Regions from separate parts of the Mus musculus genome. Here region 2 is linked to region 1. A link is a loop called in an ENCODE intact Hi-C map of the cell type or tissue named here. Cell type or tissue: heart. All regions are shown on one strand.

Region 1 (8,000 bases):
ATACCTTTGATGCTCATGCTTACCAGCTGATTTCAAAAGTGAAACAGACAACCAATCCTGAGAATTATAAAACAATATAATAAGCAGGTTAACACCTGAAAAATGGAATTGAGGTGAAAGAAAAAGAATTATGGAAGGTATTTCAGAGGTGGCAACAGCTGTGGATTCCAGGAGGCATCAAACAGACCTGTGTGCCATTAGACCAATAACTAAGTATTACTGGAGCAGAACACTGACGCTCTATGTCGGTGTTCCTGTGGCTTCTGTCCCACAGAGAGTTAAATAGCTGTGACAGAGACTATGTGGCCTGCAAACCTCAACATACTGACTCTCTGGGCCTGGGGGCTAGCTTAGCAGGAGTGCTTTCCTAGCTTGTTCAAGCTGTTGGGCTCGATCTCCACAACCAACAAATAAATGTGTGTGTGTGTGTGCGTGTGTGTGTGTGCGCGCGCGCTTCTGCCTTGTACAGAAGAGTATGCCAACTCTGCACTATGGTAATAGAATACTAGTGAGATGTGACTCTGAGCATTGAAGGGCGGTACCCTTGACCTTCATGCTGAGAGGAAAGGGGTGAAGTAGCTCAGTGACCCTGGTTTAAAGTCACTCAACAAGAGCAAACACACAGTGACAGGGACTGGGCTTCTCTGTTCATTATTTTTGTCAATGATCTCTGTGAGATTTTCCAGGATGCCACAGTTGGAAAATGATTCATGAAGCTGTTAGGGCCTGAATCCATTTGTCTTCTTTTGTTCTGAATCTTATCTCAAGTTACGGGGTAGGGAAGAAAGCACCCAGGAAGACAGACTTCTATACAAACAGGGAAATGTGCAAACCTCTGGGTCCGTGCTAATCACGTGGAGCCTACAGAGGCCATATCCTGTTACAACAACCACAATAAAAGATAACCTGTTCTTCCTCTTCCAGATTGCACTGTGATTAGTGATGTTTGATAACGCACACAGATGAGACAGGGAAGGCGGATGATACATAGATCTGTTGCTAGAATATTTTAATTGCAGAACCCAACATACAGGAAACTTCTCTTCTAAATTACTTTTCTCTTATTGTTACAATTGCTTGTGATCACTGCCCGCATGGTGTTCTAAGGGTTGAAAGCACATCTGGATCACCTGGCTCCTTCTCTATCTTATACTTCATGTCCATCTACTGCCATTTAGCTAGGGACACGGAAGCACTTTCCCAGTAGCTTATCTAGTACCTGGAGTGGTCTCCACCCTTGCACAGGAAAAGGAAATGACAAACAAGACCGTCAACAGTGCCCTGGAGCTTAGGTCCTTGAAGCACAGCTGCCGTAAGAAACGGAGGTGCCACGTCTTAATAGTTTTACTTCAGTTTCCTTATGGTAGAATGGTAGCAGCTGGACAGTAAATGCCTTTATTCTCAGCACTCAGAAGGCAGAGGCAGAGGCAGGGGGATCTCCATGAGTTCGAGGCCAGCATGGTCTACAGAGATAATTCAAGGACAGGCAAAGCTACACCAAGAATCCCTGCCTTGAAAAAACAAAAAACCAGCAGGGCAGTGGTGGCACACGCCTTTAATCCCAGCACTCGGGAGGCAGAGACAGGCGGATTTCTGAGTTCGAGGCCAGCCTGGTCTACAGAGTGAGTTCCAGGACAGCCAGGACTATACAGAGAAACCCTGTCTCGAAAAAAACAAAACACAAAGATCTATTCCACAGCCTGGTAAAGTACTTGGTCAAAAGCTATGACTCAGGAGCTCACAGGCACTATGGGGAAACCTACTAGTGTTCTTTTTGTTAAATGGAAATCTTGTCAAATTGCCTTCTAAATATTTATGTTTATATCCATAGATTAATGCCACTCTCAAGCCTGGTAAGAAAAGTTTCTCTTTGTAGTGGCAGTGGTCAATGCAGACGCATACCTGGACAAAGTGCTAAGAATAAGTGCCCTTTATCAACCCTGTCCAGGCTCAGGGGACAGAAAGAATGTAAGAGCCAGAGGACGGGGAGGAGCGTGGCGAATGAAATGCTGTCTTCTGGACATTATATGGCTGTTGCCTGCATGAATTCAGCAACTGTGGTTCCCTGCACAAGATCAAGTCAGTTAACATTCCAGCATGGGTGATATGTTGCCCATCACTTGGGGTGTGTTAGTGTGTAGCACTAACTGGACTTAGTGAGGTATTAAAATAAGAATTTTAAAAAGGACATGAAAATGGAAGAGGGATGTGTGAGTAGGTGTTCCCCAGAGGGAGCACAGGAAGGTTGGGGGTGAATATGATCAGATACACTGTACACATGTAATTGCAAAGGAATAAAAAAATTAAAAAGATAAGACTCACATATCTAAGGTTACACACACTTAACATGGGCTTCTGGAACAGTCCACGAAATCTAAAAGGAGTGGGGCAGAGACACCCAAGCTATTTAAGCCCAGTGTCAAGTTTGAGTGATTTCTGCTCAACCACGAATTTGTGTATAGGAGGCAGAAAGAATGTCATCACCACAACGAAACCACACAAACTTATCTTTGGCCCTAACAGCAAAATCTGTTAGCGGAACAAAGTCCCATTGGATCCTTGATCCTTTCAGCAAACAGCCTATTACTACCTGGGTCCCCATTGCTGCAGGGGCTCACTTTTGAGGCCTGATCTGGCGAGGAACTGTCATGAATTTCAGTGATCCTCACCAAAACATCCCAAGCAACAGGCAATGCCCCAGTTAAAGTGGCTTCAAGGGCTCCGAGAAAGATTTGCTGAAGGTCAGACGACTGAGAACCTGCCTTTGGTATATTAGAAGAGACAGCCAAAGGTGACAGGGCTGGGGAGGCGAAACAGCAGGTCAGAGGGCCGAGGCTGGAGTTCAAGCCAGGTCACCAGCCCCGAGGGCCCGAGAAGAAACTCAGGCCCGAACTTTCAGACTCTGAACACGTTTCCTACTCGGAAGGTTTTTTGGGGGCCCCCTCCCTGCGCACCCCACTCAGGACCCCGCTCAGGACTCGCGTCTCCTGGTTCCCGGACAGTCGTTACCGCGGTCTAGGGCAGCAAGGGCTCTGCTCCACCACCGCGAGCCTCCCGGGCGCCGCCTACCTGCCGCGGGGCAGTCAGGGTCCCATCCATGTCGAAGAGACAGAGAGTGGCCATTTCTCCAGTCAGAAACCTCGACCGCACCAGGAACTCTACCCGGAACTCTACCCGGAACTTCCGGGTCCGCTCCGAGCCCTGGAGTTCCAAGGCACCATGGGAAGATTCCCTAATGGTTCACAGAACACCGGTGGCGGTTACAAAATTTGAACTACAGTTCCCAAGCCATAGTAATTTTTTTTTTTTTTTTTGAATTAGCGCATGCGGGTTTTTAACCGCCCGCGCATGCGCCCTTCAACTTTCCGGTGACAAGTACAGCGTGCGTCCTGTAGCAGGCGGCGGGCTCATGGTAGGAATGTCAGGAGGGAACGCGCTCCCCGTCCCCGGTCGGGTCTAGGACTGGCAGGCAGGACGCCTGGGCTGACCATTCGGGAAACCGGCCAGTGGAAGGCCAGAGTCTATTAGCTTGGGCTGTTTTCCTGCTTTGTCCCGGGCCCTTGGGTCACGTGGACGGTCTGCGTCGCTGCCACTTCGTACGTACACACCCGGTTCAGAGCTTAAGAGCCGTGTCTCCCTCAGCGTATTCTGAGGTTTTCTTTGGAAGGGTGAAGAAGGATGCACAGCTAGTGTCCTCTTGACTCCAAAGCCCAGAATCTGCTCACTCCAGAGAACCACAGGCAGTGTGTTGAGGGCCTCCGTGCCTCACGTCTCTGCTTCCTTCCCAGACAGGTTAATGATACAAAGAGGTTCTCTGGCCGCGCAAGGCACTCGGAGAACTGCAGAGGTCCTGTGATAAGTACCCCACGGCTTTGTTGTGTGGGGTTCTGACACCGATTGATTTACCCCTTAAGGAAGGGCGGTCCTTCAAGTCCGCTGTTGCCCGGTCTCTAGTGAATAGCTGAAACGACAGGTTTTCTATGTTCATTTAGACCTGCCTAGGAGGAAGGGCCCGTCCGAGCTCCAGACTGCCCGTGTTTCCCTGTACTTGGGGCTGTGAGGTGGGGTGGGGGAGGGCTTAGGTTCTTAAAAATGTTTTTGTTGTTTTGTTTTAATCTTGTGTGTTTAGTTTGTGTGCATATGCTTGTGCTTTGGCATACGGGGCTCCAGGACGTACTGCGTGAGTAATTTCTCTTCCTTCACCGTGTTGGCCTGAGGGATCAAATTCAAGTTACCCGGTTTGGTACCAAGCACCTGTACTAGATGGGCTATCTCACTAACTGCGACTAGGGTTTTGTTTGTTTAGTTGTAAAAATGGGAGAAGGTACCTATTTAGAATAGAATTCCACCAAAAAAAAAAAAAAATTAAGTGTCTGGCTTTATCACTTTCCTCTGGAAGTCATGGTGACTTTCCAGGAGCGGTTGAAGCCCTTCTGGGAGATGCTTTGTCTTGTTCATTGTGTGATTAGCATGGGTGACTTCTGAAATGAACCTCTCTCTTCCAGGCTTTCCTCCTTCGAGTCGTGCCAAGGTTGCAGGGGCCCACTGCATGGAGGAGGCCTCTACAGGGACTATGGTGCTGCTCTGGGCAGGGGGATTCCAAAAGGTGGGTGGGGAGCAGGTCTCCCCACTCACGGGAGAAGTCACCAGGCACCGAGACCGAAACATTCCATACAATCTACCGGTTCCGAGCCATCCGAGCAATTGGGTTCCTCTCGCGGCTGAAGTTGGCCCAGACAGCTGTGACTGTGGTGGCCCTGCCCCCGGGCTTCTATTGCTACTCACAAGGCCTCATGACCCTCAGTTCACTGTGCCTTCTGGGTGGGGTCGCCAGCTTTGCCCTGGCCATGCTCTGTTGGATGAGCCACTTCTTCCGGAGACTGGTGGGCATCCTGTATGTGAACGAGTCGGGCACCCTGCTCCGAGTGGCCCACCTGACCTTCTGGGGCTGGCGGCAGGACACGTACTGTGCCGTGTCAGACATGATACCCCTGTCAGAATCCCAGGAACGGGTTCAGGATGTGTTTGTACGCATCCAGCAGTACAGTGGCAAGCAGACCTTCTACCTCACCTTACGCTATGGCCGAATCCTGGACAGGGAACGGTTCGCACAAGTGTTCGGAACTCTGGCCACACTGAAGAACAGCAAGTAGGCCTCTCATAGCCCTCGTTACACTTGGATTTTAGACAGAAGGCCTAGGACATGGATGAGACAAAGCTAATACCAGGGACTGGGCTGGTGCTCACTTTGTAGAATGCTTGTTTAGTGTGCAGGATGTGAAGCCCTGGGTTCAGACCCTAGCACTGCATAGAACAAGGCATGGCTATGCCTGCCTGTACTCAGAACTGGTGACACAGGCAGGTGGAGAAAAAGTTCAAGGTTGTTTTGGCCCAAAAAGGAAGCTTTAGGAAAAAGCCCTTAGTGGAACATAGGACATCCCATCATATAGTGGCGAGAAGTTTCTGTGAAGAGGCAGTTGTTGGAGGAGTGCTATGCCAAGGTCACTAAGGCAGACCGCTGCTGTAAAGCTGGGAGGCAGGAGGGTTGGCAGAGGAGCACAGGATGTGGGGTCTGGGGACTTGGGTTCTGCTGAGCCTTAGCTCCTTGACAAGTTTCTGAACCTTGAATTGCATTGTGAGATGGAAAACCCTTCTCATGGGAACGGGTATGGCTAGGACTTTGTGACAGAGCTCTTGCCTAGCATGTATAAGGTCCTAAGTTCCATCCCCAGCACCACAGAACAGGCAAAACCAGTGAATACTGAGTGCTGTATAAGGTACACAGCCCAGAGCTTACAACATAGAGCAAGGCTTCTAGGGTGCCAATGGGGCCCAGCACTTACTCATGCTCACCAGCTGGACGGCCATGGCTAAAGCCCAGAGTGAACTTATTTTTTCCCATCAGCAAGTCACTGTACACCAACAGAGGTAGGGACAGCACCCCTGAGACTACATTGATCCCTAGGAGGTCCGGGGGTGCTCACACTTGAGAGCTTTGTAGTGTCATCGCAGCAGAGGGACTGTGTCCAAGCAAAAATTCATCATCTAAAGGACAGTGCATATGCTTTTCATAATAACAGCAAACACTTGCTTATTAGGTAATTGTACCTGCATTAAAAGGAAAGCAGTCGTGATTTTTGTAATTTGTCTACCAGAATGCTTTGCTTTGTAGCTTTTTAGTAATTTCTTTCCTTTAAGAATTTTTCTTTTAATTATTTGTGTGTTTATCACTGTGCATATAAGGAGATTGGAGGACAACTTTTCCAAGTTGCGTTCCTTTTAGCATTTGGGTCTTGTGGGTTAAATTCAGGTTGTCAGGCTTGACAGCAAGCCCCTGCACGCACTGAGCCATCCTGCTGGTCCTCTCTAAAGTAAGCAGAGCATGAACACAGGTAACAGTAGACTAGACGTGCCAAAGTGTGTGTGTGTGGAGGGGTCCCACCACAGGCCTACACAAAGAGCTACAGGCAACATGGGAACTCTGAGAGCAGGAGTCTTCCTCAGGGGAGGGCACACCCAGTGTGAAGTGGGCGACCCTGAAAACTGGCACATGCAAGCACAGAGTGAGCCGGCCGTGTTTAGAAGCATATGCACGGACACAACAATATTAAGGAGAAACAGGCCACGAACTTGAAAGGGCAAGGGAAGGTTTGGAGGGAGGAAAGGGAAGGGGGAAGGAAGTACATGTAATTCTATTGTAATCTCAAAAAACCCTTAAAATGTGCATATCAGATTATAACCATTTTCAATGTCCTGGACATGTAGCATATCCTTGCGTTTCGTAGCTGTCGATCGCCGCTGGCTAGTTCCAGCACTTCACTCTCCCAGATAGGATGTAGGCACTTAGGCCATAGCTGTCCCTGCCTTCGTCCTCTCCACCTCTGCCTGTTTGTAGGCATCAGTTAATCTGTCTGAATTTGTTATTCTGACATCCATGAAGGGAATCATGATATGTTTCCTCCTGTGCTTCCCAGTGCTAACTTGGTGGTGTTCAGAGATTAATACACTTGAGTCAATGAAAGTGTTTGTGGGTTAGTTCTTTGTGACTTGACTCTGGGGTGCACTTGAATGTGAATGTATATGTATGCTTACCAACTCAGCAGGTCAGTGGACATGATGGGCTATCTCCTCCACTCCTCGATATGTGAATAACACTGAAGTAAACAGTAAACAAGTGCTTGTTTTTGTCCCTGCTGAGGATAGAGAAGGACATAAAGAAACTAAGCTTCTTAAGAGCCTGTAGGTCCTAGTATCCTCCGAAGCCATGCTTCAGTGACCTAACTTCAGTAGGTCCCACCTAGGATTCTTTTTAGCTTTGTTTTTTTCCTAAGGTACTTAAAAAATGCATGTATTTTTATGTATATGGGTTTTTTTTTTCTACTTGTAGAGTCTGCACATCAGAAGAGGGCATCAGTTCATATTATAGACAGTTGTGAGCCATCATGAATGCTGGGAATTAAACTCAGGACCTGGGGAAGAGCAGCCCACTCTTAGCTGCTGAGCCATCTTTCCAGCCTAGTAGTTTTTATTTTTTTGAACTGTATCTCCTTATTTTACTCCTGGCTATCCTGGAGCTTGCTATATGTAGATCAGACTGGCTCTTAACTCAGAAATCCTCTAGCCTTTGCCTCCTGAGTGTTGGGATTAAATAAAGAGGTATGCACCACAATTCCAGGGTTTTTTGGGTTTTTTTGTCTTTTTTTTTTTTTAAGACAAGCTCTGACCATGTAGACCAAGCTGGCCTGCTGAACTCAAGAGATAAAGAGATCCACTTGCTTCTGCTTCTTGAGTGTACACCATCACGTCAGGCCACAATCTCAAGTGGTTTGTTTGTTGGCTTGTTTTTTTGAGACAACTTCTCTGTGTAGCCCTGGCTGTCCTGGAACTCACTCTGTAGATTCAAACTCAGAGATCCATCTGCCTCTGCCTCCCAAGTGCTGGGATTAATGGCATGTGCTACCACCACACAGGTAGCCTGCTTTGTAGGGCCTTTTTGTTTC
Region 2 (8,000 bases), 120 kb after region 1:
CAGGTAAAGGCACTTGCTCCCACGACTAAAGACCTGAATTCAATCCTGGGGCCCCACCAATTAGGGAAGAGTGGATCCTAAAAGAGTTGTTCTCTGACCTCAGCATGCACGTTGTGGCGTGTACAAACCCCCTCCCATGGAGAGAAACAGATGTAATCAATGTCCAGCGCTTCTCTCCGAGCAGCACTTAGGCCTCTGTGTGGAAAGGGAAGATGCTCTCTGACCAGACTTCTCATCTCTATGGTCTGCGAAATGGGAATCCTAATGGTGCTCTGCAAATGGCAGAGTTCTCCTGAAAGGACAGAGACTAAAGGGACACAGATGGAGGTTTACCAACAGAGCGCTCCCCACCTTCCCATCAGGGAGAAACCACAGCAAGGAGCTGGGGCAACAGGGTGGGCTTAGCTCCAACACCAGCCATGTCTGAAGCCACACTAGGCCAGCTGTCCCCAATGAGGAGGGAGAGGAGGAAGAATTTATCCTCTACCAGATATTGAGTCATCTGGAGAGTGTGTGTGTGTGTGTGTGTGTGTGTGTGTGTGAGATGTAAGGGTGTGTGTGTATGTGAGGTGTGTGTGTGCTGTGTGGTGGTGTGTATGTGTGGGTGTGGGTATTGTGGTGCGTGTGGTTTATGTGTGTATGTGTGGTATGCATGTATATGTGTATATGTGTGTGTGTGTGTGTGTGTGTGTGTGTGTGCATGTGTGAGTTTATGTGTGGTGTGTGTGTATGTGTGGTGTATGGGGTGTGTGTGTGTGTGTGTGTGTGTGTGTGGTGTGGAGTCCAGAGGTCATCATTAGGTGTCTTACTGCTATTCACCTTATTCTTTGTGACAGGGTCTCTCACTGAACTTGGAGCTCATCCTTTTGGCAAGACTGGCTCAGTAAGGACCTACCTGTCTCCTTTCCCCAACTGGCTAGCCTGGCTTTTAGGTGGGTGCCAGGGATCCAAACTCATGCTCACACATCAGACATCATACCCATAAATCCATCCTATCCTAATGGGAGAGATTTCCTCAAGTGTGTAAAATGCAACGAAGATGATAAACCTCACAGCTGAGAATCACCCAACTCAAAGTGCCAGTGGGGTTAAGAATAAGAAACCTCAATGCAAGCTACCTCTTTCCTGATGCCCACCCCTGGCCTGATGCCCACCCCTTACCTGATGCCCACCCCTGGCCTGATGCCCACCCCTTACCTGATGCCCACCCCTGGCCTGATGCTCACCCCTTACCTGATGCCCACCCCTGGCCTGATGCCCACCCCTTACCCGATGCCCACCCCTATGGATGCCCACCCTCCAGGCTAGAAAGAAGGAGCTGAGGCTCAGAGAAGTCAATGACTGTGCATGTTGCTCCAGGCAGAAGTAGTCAATAGATGGCTGGCCCTAGGTTCCAACTGGGTTTAAGGTCTGTTGCACACACTGCTCTGTTTCCTTGAAATGCCCACTTCTCCCATGGCCCGGGTTTGTCTGTTGCCTTTGTCCTGTCTGCAGCAGAGATTCCTGGGTGCATCCAGAGGCACGGCTGACACACTACCCATTCCAGCTGTCTCTTCTTTGAGAGGATGGTTCCCAGACAGGGTTTCTTTGTGTAGCTCTGACTGTCCTGGAACTTGTTCTGTAGACCTGGCTGGCCTCGCCTCACCTGGGATTGGTTGTGTGCCACCACCGCCTGGCTTGATTTGCCTTTGTAGTTGAAATGGTGAGCACTGTTTGTACTTATGAGATGTGCTATATACTTTGAGGATCAACTTATTTTACTCTGAGGATAACTAACAGAGAGGAGGACTTCCCCAAAGGTCAGGGGATATAGCTCCGCTGGTAAAGTGCCCGCCTAGCATGGAGCAAGCCCTTTGCCCTGGCCTCAGCCCTGCATGGAAGCTGGCTGTGATGATGTGGTAAACTCACACAGTCCCAGCATTCAGGGGGTGAAAGCAGAAGGATCAGAAGTTCAAGGTCATCTTCCATTATGCAGGGAGATGGAGGCTAGCCTGTCCTATATGAGACTGCCTTTAAAAAGAAAAGAAAAGAACAGGAAGGAAAGGAAAAGGAAAGAGAAAAGGAAATCTTCCCAAGATCACACACCAAGAAGCAGATGGAAACCACTACCCTACGTTTTCACCTTGAACTCAGCTCTTGTATGACAGCTACACGCCAGCTGATAGCTGAACAGAGGAAGGGGCAGGGAGAGTTGGTACCCCAGCTCTCCCATCTGTGAGGGTCTGGTCACTACTGCTTGGTGATCACTAAATGGTCCCAGAAAATCACCCGTGTGCCAGGAAAGGGCGCTGGATCTAAGCAGGGTCAAGCCATTGCTGTAGAGAATGGGAGCCAGGGAGAATGAGCAGAGCAGGGACAAGCCATTGCTGTAGAGAATGGGAGCCAGGGAGAATGAGCAGAGGCAGCAGGAAGGAAAGGGGTGCACCTTCCTCAGCACCTCTTCCTGGAGCAAACCCAGTCACGCAGCCGCGGTCCTCACAGTAGCCTTGGCTCTAGCTTATTGTAACTGATAACATCCATTCTACTGGGTTGATCTGGATTTTGGCAAGCTTTTCACTGCAGAAGGTGCAAAACAGAAACCCTTAAGCCCCCAGGAATGGATCCCACCAGAGTCTGTGGAGTGTTCACAGACCTTCTACAAATTCTGCTCCTTCTGCGTTGCCTTTCTCAGTGTGGCTGCGTCCTGTGATGAGTGGACATGGTGCCCAGATGTGCCCACTGTACATGTGAAGACTGGAGCTAGTGTTGGGGAGCCCCAGTGACCCTATAGGAGCTACGCTGGTTTTGTCAGTGACTGGCTGGGTGACCTTGAGCCATTCCTTTCTCTCTGAGCCAGTGCCTCAGTTGGTTCAGGTACCAAATGAACGGTCAGTCTTAATGTAGATGCTCTTTTACATCGTAGGATTGCAGGCAGGGTTAATTGTCCCTCCCAGAGCTGTCCTTTGGCCTCCAGGAAACATCTCTCTCCCCAACCCACATCCCAGATCCAGAGAACAGGCCAAGATTCAATTTTTTCCTGTCTCCTGACCTGCCCCCACCAGACCTTCTCAGGCTAGTGTGAGGGAGGCACACAGCTAAGCCAACAGTGTCCCTAGACCAGTGGACAAGCCCAGCAGCAGCCTTCTCTTGGCCTAATGCCCAGGGAATTCCATCAGGCAATATCCACGGGACTTGATGGGGGCAGCCCCAAGAAACGAACAGGGGACCCTTGGAAGTGGGCCAACAGCTCTTCTCTATGTTGATAGCCCTTTGTCCAGGCGGAGAGAGACCTGCGTCTGTAGGGTAACACTGAATAACAGACTTTTACATTTGTGTTGGAGGTGGGGGTGGAAGGGGGTGCCTGCTGGTCCTGCAGTGCCAAGGCCATCTGTGCTCTTAGAGTTTGGAGGCTCTAGGCCTGGGAAGTGGAGGCCCCTAAAAGCCTTGTTTAGGGGGTTATGGCTTCTCCTATAGGTGGGAAGAGACTTCATAGGAATAGAAGAGAAGTCATTTGTCCCCAGAATCCAGCACCTAGTTTCTGGAATGGGCATGCAGGTGATTTGGCCTGGGATGTCCTTGTTGAAAGGAGGGTCTTACTCTCCAGGACTTTCACAGTTGGGGAGGGATAGGACCCTTCTGTCGAGCTGTGTCCTCAACATTCCAAGGAGACAGAGAGAGAGAGAGAGAGAGAGAGAGAGAGAAGCAAGAGAACCTAACTTAGATTTTTAGGAAAGGGAGGAGATGAGAAAGGGTCTAGATATTAGCGGAGGCAGGACTCCACTTGGGGGGGGGGGGGGGACTCTATTCCAAGGACTAAACGAGGGAGGGATTTCCCCCTCCAGCCAGTGGGCAGGACGGACGGCCCCATTTCTGAAGGTTACACGAAGCTGTTTTGCTTTCTGGGGCCTGGGAGGTGGGAGACCCTTTCCTTTCGGAGCAGGATCCCGCGTACTGGTTGGATGGAGGGCCCGGATTCTAGAGGAAGATGTCCTTCTCTGGCTTCCTTCAGAAGGGCGAGCCACGCGCGTACAGACGCGTCGCACTTACCTCCAGGCCCGGGCTGCGATCTACAGGCTGCGATCCGCGGGCCGGACTTGCGCGATCACCTTCCGATGCTCCTGGCTGCGCCTGGCGTCTGCTCCGCTTCCCCCAGCGACTCACCAGGCTCCCAAGCTTCGCCGAGCCACCCTGGCCAATCAGCACCACTGCCTCTAGCCCTTGCTTGCGCCTCAGCCAATGAGAGCACCCGCCATGGGCCACCGCCCCCGGGGGGAGGGGGAAGGCGGGGCGGGGGCAGAGTCCGACCTCCGTGGATAGGATGCGCCCGGGGGTCTCCGAGGAGGGCCGCGAGGGCCGGAGCAAGGGACTTGGGGAGAGGCAGCCGAAGGATCCCTAGCAAATCTGATGGGGGCTAGGAGTCCTCTCCTTACAGGAGGGAGGGACTTTGCAGGCTAAGGCGAATCTTCAATGTACTCCCACCCCACATCACTGTTTTAAGATCCTGGGAATTGCTGATGAATGGAGCTGAACCCCAACCCCGACCTCTGTGCTTCGGATCTGGTCTCTGGAACCTGAGAATCCGGGGCCCTGAAACAGAACTAAAGCACCTGTCGGCACTGGCCCTCCATGCCACCTTCTGGTGCATCAGTGGTGCACAGCAGGTCAATAAGAGTGCTAAACTGAGAGTCAGGTCAGGACTCAGGACAGGTCTCTTTCCCAACCCTTCCTCCATTTCCTTAATGGTAAAGGAAGGCAGAATTGGTTCTATCTCTTTTATGAGTAGAAACAAGATCTTAGATGTAATAGAGATGTGTTCAGAAAATTGAAGATGCACTGGAAACCAGTTAAAACGAATATGTGAGTGACCAAGTCCCACACCTTTTCTTTCATTAAAAATAAAATTTATTTCAATCACGTGTCTATCTGTCTATGTATATGTGTATGGATGCTGGAGGAGGCTATTGGAATCCTGGGACTGCCTGGAGCTGTGGATACAGGTGGTTGTGAGCTGGCAGAATGCGGTGTTGGGAATAGAACTCAGGGCCCCTGCAAGAGCAGTGTGTGGCCCTAGTTGCTCAGCCATCTCCTCCCCCTTTCTCCTTTTGTCTTTCTTATTTCACTTATTTATTTGTTTATTTGTTAGACAGGGTCTCTCTTCATAGCCCTGTCTATCCTGAAACCTGCAATATAGACCACCCCAGCCTCCAGGTCACAGAGATCTGGCTGCCTCTGCCTCCAGAGTGCTGAGGTTAAAGGCACCACCATGCCTGGCTCCTTTTTCATTTTTTATTTTTATTTATTTGTTTATTTTTAAAGGGAGGGAGGATTTATTTTAGTTTGATGGGATGCAGTGTGTGTTGCTCACTTGCTTGCTTATATTTAATGGTCTTATAACTTTCCAACGTTATTTGGACACAAGGTGTTATCACTCATTGATAAAATCAAAGTTGCAAACATTTAACCACCTCTAGGATTTTCCCAGGCAACTGTGTCATGATCTGGCCAACTTTTACAGAGCCTGGAGGTCCCTGTTGAGTCCAGGAATCCAAGCAGCCTCATATATAGTTATTATGGATTGTAAACCTAGAAATAAAGGGATCAAGATAGGCCAGAAATAAGCAAACAAATGAAACAACTCCAAGTAAGCAATCCACTGCGATCCCTAACTGAACCCCAAAGAGACAATGACTAGACTAAGGAGCAGGTGAGAGCCTAGATCCTCGGTCCCTTGGGAACCCAGAAGGTCCTGCCAGTTGCTATCCAAGTTATCCCTATCACCTGACCCAAGGAATTTTCTGGAGGCTGTGTTGTAAATCTAGCACTTTCTTCTTAAAACCTAAGCCTGCTGATAATCCATTTATTGCTTGCCCAAAGAGAGCAAATGGACAATGAATACTTTGTAAAGAAAAGCAAGTTAAAGCAAAAGGATGGGAACGCCTGTTTTTCAGACCCCCAAGATGGCTCTGGCCTTATCGCTTTCTGTGGGCTTTCCAGGAACTGTGCAGTTTTGTGTACTGCTGCCTCAGTCTCATCTCAGCCATTCTTGAGAGAAATTGGATATTTCCACCTTAAAAAACTTACAGGTGTGGTGGCACACACTTTTAATCCCAGCACTGGAGAGGTAGAGGCAGAGTTGGAGACAGAATGTTCTGCATAGTGAGTTCCAGGTAACAGGACCTTGTCGATAGATCGATTGATCAATAGATAGATAGGTAGATAGGTAGATAGATACAATCTTATAGTGCATACCTATAATCTCAATATTCATGAAGTAGAAGCAGAAAGATCAGGAGTTCAAGGTCATCCTTGACACAATCACAGCTCTCAGGAGCCTGAGGTAGGAGGATTGCCAAGAGTCTGAGGCTAGCCTGAGCTATTTATCAAATTCTAGGTCAGCATGGCTACAATGTGGGATTGAGACTCCGTCTCAAGCATCACCCCTGTTGCTCACTAAAACCAGACAAACAAACAAAATGAGTAGCTGTCATATTAGACAGAAATGATACAAGAAGCTAGCTAGAGAGGAAGGATAGGTAAATAATCTCATTGGTAGAAATAGATACCTCTGCATATTAAAACTATGAATTATTCTAATTTTATTTTGTTTTTAAGGTTGCTATTTATTATTGTTAGCCATATAACCCAACCTGGCCTTAAACTTCTGGCAATCTTTTTGTTGTTATTTTGAGGCAGGGTCTCTCTATTTAGCTCTGGCTGTCCTAGAATTCACTCTGTAGACCAAGTTGGTCTTGAACTCAAAGATCCGCTTGCATCTGCCTCCGAAATCCTAGGTTTAAAGGCATGTGCCCCCATATCTGGTTAATTTTTGCTGATTCAACTTCTTGAGTGCTGAGATTGTGAGCATGTGCTATAAAGTCACATACACACACACACACACACACAATATGCACATGCATACACACATACATACATACCTTCCTCTGCTAAGAAAAAATAGTTAAAATTAAAAAAAACAACAACAACATCAAAGCAAATATCTAAGTGTAGCTTGGCAATCTAGCTCATGGGCCAAATGCATCAAGAGATACTCTCTCTCTGTGTGTGTGTGTGTGTGTGTGTGTGTGTGTGTGTGTGTTTTGAGACAGGATTTCTTTGTATTACAGTCCTGGCTATCCTGGACTCACTTTGTAGACCAGGCTGGCCTCGAATTCACAGAGATCCACTTGACTCTGCCTCCTGAGTGCTGGGATTAAAGGCATGTACCACTATTTTTGACTGAGATAGATATTTTCGACAGGTTCTTTTATGTTGCCCAAGTTGGTCCTGAACTCCTGATTCCTCTTGACTCAAATTGCTTAGTGCTGGGATTAAAGGCCCAGGACTCATCTTATTTATTTATTTATTTTGAATGAAATTGAACTAAATCTAGGCTTTCTATTTTAAATGGCTGGAGAAAAATCTGAAGAAAGCCCTGTGAGATCATTCAGGAATGGAATCGTCAGCGAGCATGACTAAGGCTTTCCTGGGAGAAGGCCACCCAGATTCATTTCTGTGTGGCCGATGGCACTGCTATGACAGAGCTGAGCGGCTGCAATGTGCTCTTGGTTGGAAAAGTTTGCTTCATCCCGAGCTAAGGCCTTTAATTATCTCTTCTGCCTTCTTCACTCAACCAGGTCTGGACAGCACTGTAGGGCCCTACCTCAGGGCTCCCTTGAGAGGGAAGCTGCTGCTTTCTCTCTGGCTAAGCAGGAGTAGGAAGGAGGTGTTTAGGGCCAGGTGCTTTGCAAGCTGATTCTCAAATAGCTTCACTCTGCCACCTGTGAAGAAAACTGTCAGCCTCTGGAGGCAGCCGTTTGCAGTTACTTCCCAGGTCCTGCAGGTCTCCTACTGCTGGGAGAGTGGTTGCCTTGGGAGTGCAGAGAGAACACTGAGTCCTTCTGGAGGACTTTTCTAAGTTCAGCAACTGTCCTCTAGGACAGAGGGCAGCTCTAGCTGTGGGGGTGGGGGTAGGGGATGAGGAGTAGGGGCGAGAGGGTAGGGATGGGGTACCACTGTGGGGA

What was found. Peaks named below come from ENCODE experiments on the same cell type or tissue, not always from the same donor. Only the 100,000 strongest peaks of a DNase experiment are listed, where the experiment ranks them.
Region 2: a loop joins it to region 1, with 2.1 times the contacts of the local background. A loop is called at or near these places in 3 of 42 quality-filtered maps.

The regions. Positions count from the first base shown.
Region 1 is chr16:8,632,898-8,640,897 of GRCm38, reverse strand. Tmem186 (transmembrane protein 186) reads left to right here and starts at 3,187. Exons shown (of 2, transcript NM_025708.5): 1 at 3,187-3,412; 2 at 4,506-7,167. The coding sequence starts at 3,410. The coding sequence ends at 5,153. Pmm2 (phosphomannomutase 2) reads right to left here and starts at 3,191. Exons shown (of 9, transcript NM_016881.3): 1 at 3,070-3,191. The coding sequence starts at 3,123. In heart, a CTCF peak has its summit at 3,069; a DNase peak (open chromatin) is centred at 3,207; H3K4me3 peaks cover 2,987 bases; H3K27ac peaks cover 2,913 bases.
Region 2 is chr16:8,509,601-8,517,600 of GRCm38, reverse strand. Abat (4-aminobutyrate aminotransferase) reads right to left here and starts at 4,172. Exons shown (of 16, transcript NM_172961.3): 1 at 4,027-4,172. In heart, no CTCF peak of the experiment used is centred here; DNase peaks (open chromatin) are centred at 3,160 and 4,240; H3K4me3 peaks cover 2,079 bases; H3K27ac peaks cover 1,708 bases.